2 separate regions of the Mus musculus genome follow, and region 2 is linked to region 1. Evidence: chromatin contacts called from ENCODE Hi-C or POLR2A ChIA-PET data. All regions are on one chromosome and are shown on one strand. The core of a region is the stretch at or near the end of the contact, and the rest is flanking DNA. Distances in the headings are between cores, read along the strand shown.

Evidence for each region. A loop is a pair of places that touch in the nucleus more often than their neighbours do. ChIA-PET counts read pairs that join two places held with the same protein, here RNA polymerase II (POLR2A).
Region 2: a map of T-helper 2 cell shows a loop between it and region 1 (6-fold over the local background). The contact joins the promoter of Tomm5 here to the promoter of Creb3 in region 1. A Hi-C loop is called at or near these places in 1 of 37 maps with a recorded cell type or tissue (T-helper 2 cell). POLR2A ChIA-PET finds 5 or more read pairs at or near these places in 1 of 5 experiments (embryonic stem cell).

Annotation. Positions count from the first base shown.
Region 1 is chr4:43,560,344-43,565,220 of GRCm38, forward strand. Creb3 (cAMP responsive element binding protein 3) reads left to right here and starts at 2,315. Exons shown (of 9, transcript NM_013497.4): 1 at 2,315-2,616; 2 at 2,707-2,863; 3 at 2,938-3,008; 4 at 3,126-3,215. The coding sequence starts at 2,470. It overlaps Tln1 (talin 1), which reads right to left and starts at 2,240. Exons shown (of 57, transcript NM_011602.5): 1 at 1,787-2,240.
Region 2 is chr4:45,105,271-45,110,147 of GRCm38, forward strand. It overlaps Tomm5 (translocase of outer mitochondrial membrane 5), which reads right to left and starts at 2,843. Exons shown (of 2, transcript NM_001099675.1): 1 at 2,643-2,843; 2 at 1-374. The coding sequence starts at 2,763. The coding sequence ends at 340.

The sequences.
Region 1 (4,877 bases), core at 1,065-3,564:
AGGGATGTGGTAAGCTGCTAAATTGGGCTAGTGGGGAGAGAGTGAGAGAACACTGACAGCGGCTAGGCAACCCTGGGTTGGAAGGAGAGGCAGCATGGGGAGGGGACAGTGTTGTGGTCACTGGCAGGGTCAAGCTGGGAGTGACATGGGGGTGTGGTCAGTGGCCTGGCTGGGCGTGGGATCAGTAAGACCAAGTTTCCTCTTTGGGTATCATTTCCTCTTTTCTGTCGGGGAGTGGGGGAAGGGGATCCACAACTGGACCTAGAAGTAAAAGGAGGCTCAGAAACCAGGGGGTACACATGGGAAGAGCCCGGTGGCGGGGGGGGGGGGGGTTCAGCAGCTGACCAGGTGGTATGCAAGTATGAGAAAGTGCTCTCCGATGTTGGGAAAGCTCAGGTTTGAGGGACATGAAGTAAAGTAGGATGTGTGGATCAAGAGACAGAGACAGGGGTGTGGGGGTGGGAAATGGTTCAGATGAACAGCAGGAGACGAGCTAAAGACCACGACAGTATCTGTAAGGAACTGTAAAGGTATGCAATGTGGGACCAGGGAGGGCAAAGAGACAGAGAGAAGGCAGTGTGTGGAGAATGAGGGAGGCTCGAGTCAAACTGTCATCATTTAGTCGACAGCGTTCCCTTGGTCAGCTTCCCCTCAGTCACAGGCTTCCTATTCCCCATCCTCACTTAGGACCTTGTCTGACTCCTGGGTCTCTTTCCATTTCCCACCTCCCACCTCGTAAACATCACAGCCCAGAAATCCCTGTCTCCCAGTGGTGGTGGCCTCTGGAAGCCTTGTGCTTAGGCAGTAGACTAGAGAAAGCAGAGTCCTGGCACTTCTAGCTGAGGTCCAGAGCTCTAGCACTTCTTTGGGTAAAAGAGGCCTCTGTAACTGCACAGGAATAAGAGAACTCACTACAAAACAAAGGTAGCTACTTCCTGCCAACTTCTTACATTTTACCAGCTCAGCTGTAGCTGCAGCCTCAACCCCTAACGCTATCACCAATTCCTAACATTAATGCTGACTTTATTTCCTATTTCCCTATACATTGACATTCACCCCTTTCCCAGAAGACACCCATACTAATCTGGCTTTTATTTTTAGGCCCAAATCCCCCAAATTTAACCCTAAATACTCCCTCCCACCCCACCCTGCAGTTCTAAAGCTCATTTGTAACTTGGTTCTTAATTAACCTTTTCACTGTTTATTCTTAATACTGACCATGACACCGGCCTTTAATCCCTAAAACGGGCATCTAAGCCAATTCCTGTTGATCCTTAACCCGATCCTGTACTCTGACTTAATGCTGGTCATTGCAGAAAATAATGACCTCAGTTTAAATGTCACATATGCGAAACAGACTTGACTCGTGCAGCAAATGTTTAGAATGTAGTTCACCTTCTTAACTTCTAAAGGGATCCTTGCTTCCTAAACGCGACGGCACCTAACCCAAACTCACCCCAAGTTTTCCTAACCACTTACTCACTATCGGCTAATACCAAAGCCCATCCCCGCCCAGTGCCTCACTGCCACCCAGTGCCTCACTGCCACCCCATTTCTACCCGTCCCCAAACCTAGCCGAGACAGAGAACTGTCTACCCCCGCGAAAGGGCCTGCTTCTCGCAACAAGGCCAGCTTAATTCCAAATCCAAACCGAAACATACTGGACCCTGACCTCCCTAACCAGACACAGGATATGCAGGAGGATTGGGGGCCCCGCCCGCCGCTTCCCGGGCTGGCCCGATCCCGCAGCCCCACCTAGAAGCTCGGCCCAGCCCGTCCGGCCTACCTGCGCTGCCCGGCTCTGCGCCCCGCCCTGGGCCCGCTACCCGCTCCTTCTCCCGGTCGCTTTTGGGGCTCCGGCCTCGCCCTCCCTTCGACACACTCTCGGCCACTTCCGTCCTGGAAACGTCCCCCACCCGCCGGCGGCGCCCTGGGCCCGCGCTCTATGGTAGCGGAGACTGCAGGAAGCTGCTCTGGCCGTAGTTCTCGATGCTCGGGCGCCCGCGAAGCCTGGCCGCCCCTCCCCAGCAGGAAGCGAGCGTGCAGAGCTCTGGAGAGAACGCCCGAACTAAGCTGGAGTTCCCTTTTAAACGCTTAAGTTTTTTTTTTTAATAGCTCGAGGCGAAGGCGGACAAGGATCCTCAGAATCCCCGCCCTGGGGCGTGGGAAGCTTGAAAGGACGTCCCCATAATTTGCATAGCCCCCGGGACGTGGCGCAGCCCAGGAGCCACTTCCGAGTTGGAGAGAACTCCAAGTCCCAGGATTCCACGGGGCTATGTGCACCACTTCCGTTGTGTTGGAAGCTGAGGAATACAGAAGCTGAGAGACGGGTGCGGTTTAGAGTGACAGCTAGGCCCTTGTCCCGGAGTGACGGAGGTTAAGTCGAGCCGACTGGACAGACTGAGGGGTCGTGCCTGAGGTTCGGAGGTTGGATCTGCGCGGAGGGATTTCTATCCATAGATATCCCAAATGGATCCTGGTGGTCAGGATCTGCTAGCTTTGGATCCCGGTGATCAGGACCTGCTGGGCTTCCTGCTAGAGGAAAGCGGAGATTTGTGGGCTGCGACTGAGCCGGACGTGAAGGCTCCGCTGGACTTAGAGCTGTCACCTTCCGAGGTGGGTGGGTGGGTGTTCCCAGTGGGGGAAGCTAGGGATGTCCGCGAGACCCAAGGTACGGAAATAAATCAAGGCCTTTGAATTTGATAGAACTCCGTGCAAGAACTGAGCGACTGGGAGGTAGAGGATTTACTGAGCTCTCTGCTCAGTCCCTCAGTATCGCGGGATGTTCTCGGCTCTTCCAGCTCTTCCATTCTCCATGATCACAACTACTCCCTTCCACAGGAGCACGTCTCCATAGATCTAGGTGAGTGTGAAATGATAAGTTGTGGGGGAGGAGAGAGCTCACTGGGCTAGCTGGTTCTACTTTCCCTTTTGCAGATACTGAGAGCTTCGAAAAGGAGGGGTTCCACGTGACTCCACTGCCAGGGGAGGAAAGAGCAGCGGAACAGGTGCTGGACTTGATTTTTTTTTTCAGGATTACCTCACTTTGCAGCAGCCAAGATCCCCCATACTGCTCTGAGAGCTCCATGCAACTCTGCTCTCTTCACTATTTCCTCCATCCTTAGGAGATGTCTAGGCTGATACTGACCGAGGAAGAGAAGAAGCTCTTGGAGAAGGAGGGGCTCACTCTGCCCTCAACCCTTCCTCTCACTAAGGTAAGGCTCCTGTTGGTAGAGCAAAGGCTGGAGGGGGTTGGTAACCCAAGTAGGCAAGCTCAGTTTGTTTCATATCAATCACTTGCAAAAGGACAAACCAACTCCTACAAGTTCTCTCATCTCCAAACACACACCCACGTCAAAAGATAATGTTTTAAATGTAACTTTAGTACAGAGCCTTGAAAGTGAAGGGCCTTGATAGCTTCCGTTGTTATCTTGGGACCTCGAATCATACTCAGTGGTAGAAATGCTTGAGAGGCTGACTCAGTCTAACAACATCAACAATCGTCAAAGCTGGACATGATGGTGCACCCCTCTATAACCCTAGCACTCTGGAGGCAGGAGCAGGAAGGTCTTCACAAGTTCAAAGTCACTTCCCACGTGCTGGGATTACAAGAATACTGCATCTAGTTTTTGTGGCAAATTTTTTTAATGTCATTTGCCTTTTTAATATTGTCTTACTTCTGATATGTAGATATTTACTTATTTGGGGCAGGTGGATCAGCATTAACGGACAGACTTAGCTTCATGTTGAGTTCAGGCAAGCTTGGGCTATGTGAGAAACCATCCCCTATCCCTCTATCACTATTACAAGATGAATGAGCAATATATTGGGAGGAAAGGAAACGGAACTTGGAAATTATCAATAGTGGTTCTGTCCCTAGGATAGTAACTGTCTTGTCTTCCTTTACACTGGCCAGAGCATGCCATAATTCCCCTACCCACTGGGATTGGAGTACAGTACCTCATGAATGTTCATCAATGCTCACTGCTGAGCCACGCCCTCTGGCCCTTGTTGTTAAGGCAGGGTCTTGTAAACCCAGGCTGGGCTGGCCTCAAACTATGTAGTAGGGAAAGAATGCCTTTGAATTCCTGATTCTCCTGCTTCTAACTCCCTCGGACTAGATTACAAGTGTATGATGTCACTCTTGGCTAGTGTCCAAGTTTGACAGGCATTATCAGAGAATGTAAGAGTTAACTTTATTCAGTTTTAGTTTCTGAAAGAAAAAAAGTTGAAAGTACCTTAAGATAAGGATATATTCTATATCACTTTAGAGACTCTAGGAAAATCAAATGAATGGAAATTATAAGAAGATTGATGTTGCTTTAGGATAAGGGTAGATGTTGTTGTTGTTAGTTTTGAGACATGGTCTTATGTAGCTCAGTCTGTCCTCAAAAACTACCCTAGCCAAGGATGGTCTTGAAATCCTGACTTCCTTCTTCTGCCTCCCAAGTGCTGATACTACAGGCATGTACAACCACACCTAGCTTAAGTGGAATTTTTAAAATTAATTAGAGACTGGAAAGATGATTCCGTGGTTTAGAGTACTTTCTGCTTTTCCATGGGGCATGAGTTCAAGTCCCAGCTCCCACATGGCAGCTTACAATCCGAGGAGATCTGACACCCTCTTCTAGCCTATGTGGGCACTAGGCACACCCATTATACATATACGTTATACAGACATGCAGGCAAAACACCCAAACACATAAAAAATAATAAAAAGTCTGGCTTTCTAGTGTTGAATATCTGCTCCTTGGTGTTCACACAGAAGGTAAATGCCTACTGACAGAGAGGCTGTGGAGAGTATTTGATTGGGAAGAAGGTTAGCTGTCTTCCAACATACCTATGTAGTATATATAGGTATAACATACAGGCATATA
Region 2 (4,877 bases), core at 1,593-4,092, 1.5 Mb after region 1:
CTGACTTCCAAACAGACTTCACAAATAACACTTTGAACAGAAGTGGTAAACAGAAATGACTCCCCTTAGAGCCTGACATTATTAACCACTCCATCAACACTCACAGGGGTGGAGTTCATGGGCCTAAGGGCACCATGAACACAAGACATCTTTTTGCACTTCCCAAGTGGCTTTATATTTCAGCTATGGAGGTCAGTTCTCAAAGTCCTACTTGTTCTCAACAAGTAGTTTATATGTCCGTTTAATCAGCCTTACACCTTTCTGGGCCAATTCAGCTGCAGACAGGAGGAGAAGCCGTCACCAGGTCTTCATGCCATGCATCCACCTGACTGCCCGTCCTCAGATGCTATCCAGCTTCTTTAAGATATATGGAGCTGAAAGAAAAACCCGGGATTAGGTTTTTTTTTAAAGATTTATTTATTATTATACATAAGTACACTGTAGCTGTCTTCAGACACCCCAGAAGAGGGCATCAGATCTCATTACGGATGGTTGTGAGCCACCATGTGGTTGCTGGGATTTGAACTCAGGACCTTTGGAAGAGCAGTTGGTGCTCTTAACCACTGAGCCATCTCTCCAGCCCCTGAATTAGGTTTTATTCTACAAGTCCTCAGGCCATACTGCACAGTTATAATGGTGGTGGTGGTGGCGATGGTGGATGTCACTGACTTTATGAAATATGATTCTAGAAACTTCCAAATTGTTATCCAACAATTGTGTCTGACCACAAGAAGGGATCCGCTGCTTTGCAAAGCTGCCCACCCCCATGTCACTCAATAACCATCGCACACAAAGAGCAAGCAACCTCACACTCCGGCATCTTTCCTCCAGGGCTGTACGTAACCCCAACAGCCCTTCACTGTGGGCATCTTTGACCTATTTTGCACTACAGGAAGTTAAATCCAGGTCTTGCACGGGCCAGGCAAGGACTTTACCCCCAAGGTATACTTGAGGGGGGTGGGAGGTGGAGCAGATTCCTTTTTAACCCAAACAAGACGAAATGCAAGAGGAATCAAATGGGCATTAGGCTTCATTACCAATGCTGGGAGAACAGGGGCTAGGAGGTGTGTGTGTGTGTGTGTGTGTGTGTGTGTGTGTGTGTGTAAGGCAAGCAGAGGAACAGACACCTACTCTGGTTTCTCTATGACTCTGTCACCTATGCCCTTCAGATCACACCAGTTACTGTGCTGATGTGATAAATGATGTGCACAGAGCTGTCTGGAATACCCAAGTGGCGTTGCTGAGATAGAGATGACTCAGCAGTTCAGAGTGTCTGCGGTCAATCAGGAGGACCTGAGTTCAGATCCCAGCAGCCCAGCCATCCAGCCATCCCTGGCAGCTTACAATTAATGGCCAGCTTGACTCCAGTTCCAGGGATTCCAACGCCCCCTTCTGGACTGCAGGCACGTGGTTCACATATAGACAAGCAGAAAAACACATAACAAAAGTCTCTTGTTTCAAGACAGATTTCTCTGTGTAACCGCCCTGTCTGTCCTGGAACTCCATTTGCAGACCAGGCTGGTCTTTAAAAAAAAAAAAAAAAAAAAAAATCATTGAGATCCACCTACCTCTGCCTTCTGAGTGCTGGGATTAAAAGTGTGTGCTACCATGCCCGGTTCTAAATAAAAATCATTAAATAGAATAAATCAGTGCACTAAGCTAACATTTCCTTGAGAGCTCTTGCCTATAAGAGAAGGATGGGAAAGCTAAAGTTTAAAGGGTAAGCAGGATGTTTTGGGTGCTTCCATTTCCCCCAAGATGTCCTGTCCTGGAGGAGCCAGCAATACAGAGAGTACAGCAAAAGAGGCACCCAAATGAGGGAGGCCTTAACTCCAGTCTTCTAAAAATGTTGGTATGTTCTTCAATTATTTGAATCGCTCCTGCCTCTCCCTGCCCAGAAGACTCCCACAGGCAAGCAAGCACTGGACAATAGGAAGAAGTGGTACAGGTGTGGAGGTCAGAGTACAACTTCTGGAAACTGGTTCTCTCCTGCCACCACGTGTGGATCCGGCTCAGGCAACTCAGTGAGCCACCTAGCCAGCCCCTGACTTTTAAATTGACAGTATGGCTTTAACCTTGAGTATGTGTCCTATGAACTCAAGCTCTCACTTGGGGTGAGGTGGCACAGATCAAGCAACTTTTGTTAATGTTGAGATCAAACGCTTCAGAGATTCTCCAAGAAAAACCAATTATTTACTTCACCCTCTGTACAAACAAACATAAAGAAAGCTAATCTCTTGTACTTCAAAGGCAAGCAGAGAGAGAAAGCGCCTGCTACCTTATTAAGAGCTCAGCCGGAATTGTATTCGTTCTCTGAACGGCCAAATGACCTTGGGTCAGCCACCTTCCGGGGACCGTTTCTAGGTTTGCAAAACGAGGGTATTGCTCCGAGGATAACACGTGGGAGCTTCTTAAGCACAAACGTTGGGCGAGCAAAGGTGACTTAACCACGCGTCCTCCGCCACCACGTGCACTGGGCACATCCCCAGGACCCGCAGACCCCCAGAGTGTGCGCAGTTGGGCAGTCCTGGACGTGCAAGCACCCCACTCTCCCCAGGATGCTCAGCTCAAGGCCCCACGACCGCGTGCAGGGTTGGGTGTGGACGCGTGGCCTCACGGTCACAGCCCAGAAGGACACTCACTGACTCGCAGCAGGGCCACGTAGATGAGGAAGTTCCGAATGGAGGAGACCACATCCTCACGCATCTTCCGCTTCATCTCCTCCGGGTCCAACTTGGGCGCGAGACCCTCGATCCGGAACATTGCGGCGGCTCTGCCTCCAAAGCTTGCGAGAGCAGCAGCTTGCTCTCCTCCAGTGGCCGCCCTGCACCCGGAACTTAGCCAGGCTCCACTTCCTGTCCCACCCCTTGTTTCTGTCCTGTGACGGGAACCTGTGAGGGGAAAATTTCATCCTGTCTTCTTGTGTCTGAAGCAAAGAGACCTGAAGGGGGCGGCCGCCGCCTTAAGTCTCTGAGCCTTGGGTGGATCTGGACTGTGTTTTGGTCCCTAGCCGGGAGAGTGCCACCTGTAAAGTTGTTTTATGCTGTAAAGTAGGGAGGTGTGTGCAAAAATATCATTATAAATAATAATAACATTTATGAAGAATCTAAGACAGTACTTCGTGAAATGCACATTTTAGTCTGTCCTTCCTAGGTTTGAAATTTAAAACAACTTAGTTGGGAATGAAGTTCGTTTGCCAAATCGTTTTCTTAGGATGCATGAAGCCCTGGATAGTGTTGCTGTTGTGATAAACACCACCAAAATAACTTAGGAAGGAAAGTGTTTCACCTAACCTGTTAACGTTATCCAGGGAGGCCAGCACTGGAGTTCAAGCTGGAACCTAGAGGAGGGAACTGAAACCAAGCGGAGACGTTGTCTTTACTGGCTAGCTGGCCTCAACCAGCTAACTTACTTTTATTGGTTAGGACCACCTGCCGGGTGGCATTGCCCACAGTGGGCTAAGCCTTCCTCCATCAACTAGTAGTCACACAATGACCCTCAAATTCACCAATAGGACAATCTGGTGGAGGCAATTCCTCAATTGAGGTTTTCGCTTCCTAGGTGTCAAGTTGACAAAAACTAGCCAGCACAGTGCTGCACACACCTGTGTTCCCAGCACTGGGCTGCTGGAAAAAAGGGGTCAAGAGTTGAAGGTCAGGGCAGTGCTGGCTCAAGCACTTGGGAGACACAGGCAGGCAGATCTTTGAGTTCAAGGCCAGCCAGGTCTACAGAGTGAGTTCCAGGACAGCCAGGGTGACACAGAAAAATCCTGTCTCCAGACAAACAAACGAATGAGTTCAAGGTCAAGGTGGAAACAGTGTCTCACACCTGTAATTTCAGCCCTCAGAAGACAGAGGCAAAAGAATTACTGCAAGGTTAGGGGCAGCCTGGGTTACAAAGTAATTACAAGGACAATCTGAAACAAACAAACAATCCCAAGATAAACAAACACAAACAAAAAACAGAGGTCAAGGTTATCACCCTCAGCTAGTGAGCTCAGACTGCTAGTGTCCCAGACACTGAAATTCTAACATTTCCCACATTTTTTTTCTGTACACTCATTTTTTGGAGGTAACTGATCTTTAAATATTCTAATGAAGATCTTGGACTACAGCAAGTATGAGCCCAGATCAAAACTGATCAACACTGGACAGATGAGAGAAAATCAAGTTAGAGTTTTCAGACATGAATGGGACAACTGAATTTTTCACATAATCCAATATCAGAACGTCTCTTTTTGCAGGCACACTGTATAACAACAATGAATTTGGGGTTAAATAAGAATAATACTTGAGGGCTGGTGAGATGGCTCAGTGGGTAAGAGCACCCGACTGCTCTTCTGAAGATCGGGAGTTCAAATCCCAGCAACCACATGGTGGCTCACAACCATCCATAAGGAGATCTGACTCCCTCTTCTGGAGTGTCTGAAGACAGCTACAATGTACTTACATATAATAAATAAATAAATCTTAAAAAAAAAAGAATAATACTTGAAGCCGGGCGTGGTGGCACACGCCTTTAATCCCAGCACTCGGGAGGCAGAGGCAGGCAGATTTCTGAGTTCGAGGCCAGCCTGGTCTACAAATTGAGTGCCAGGACAGCCAGGGCTACACAGAGAAACCCTGTCTCGAAAAACAAACAAACAAACAAACAAACAAACAAAAGAATAATACTTGAGGCCGGCCATGGTGGTGCATGCCTTTAATCCCAGCACTTGGGAGGCAGAGGCAGGCGAATTTCTGAGTTCGAGGCTAGCCTGTTCTACAGAGTGAGTTCCAGGACAGCCAGGACTACACAGAGAAACCCTGTCTCAAAAACACCAAAAAACAAACAAACAAACAAAAAAACTTGACTGTGAGAATGACTGACAATGTTAG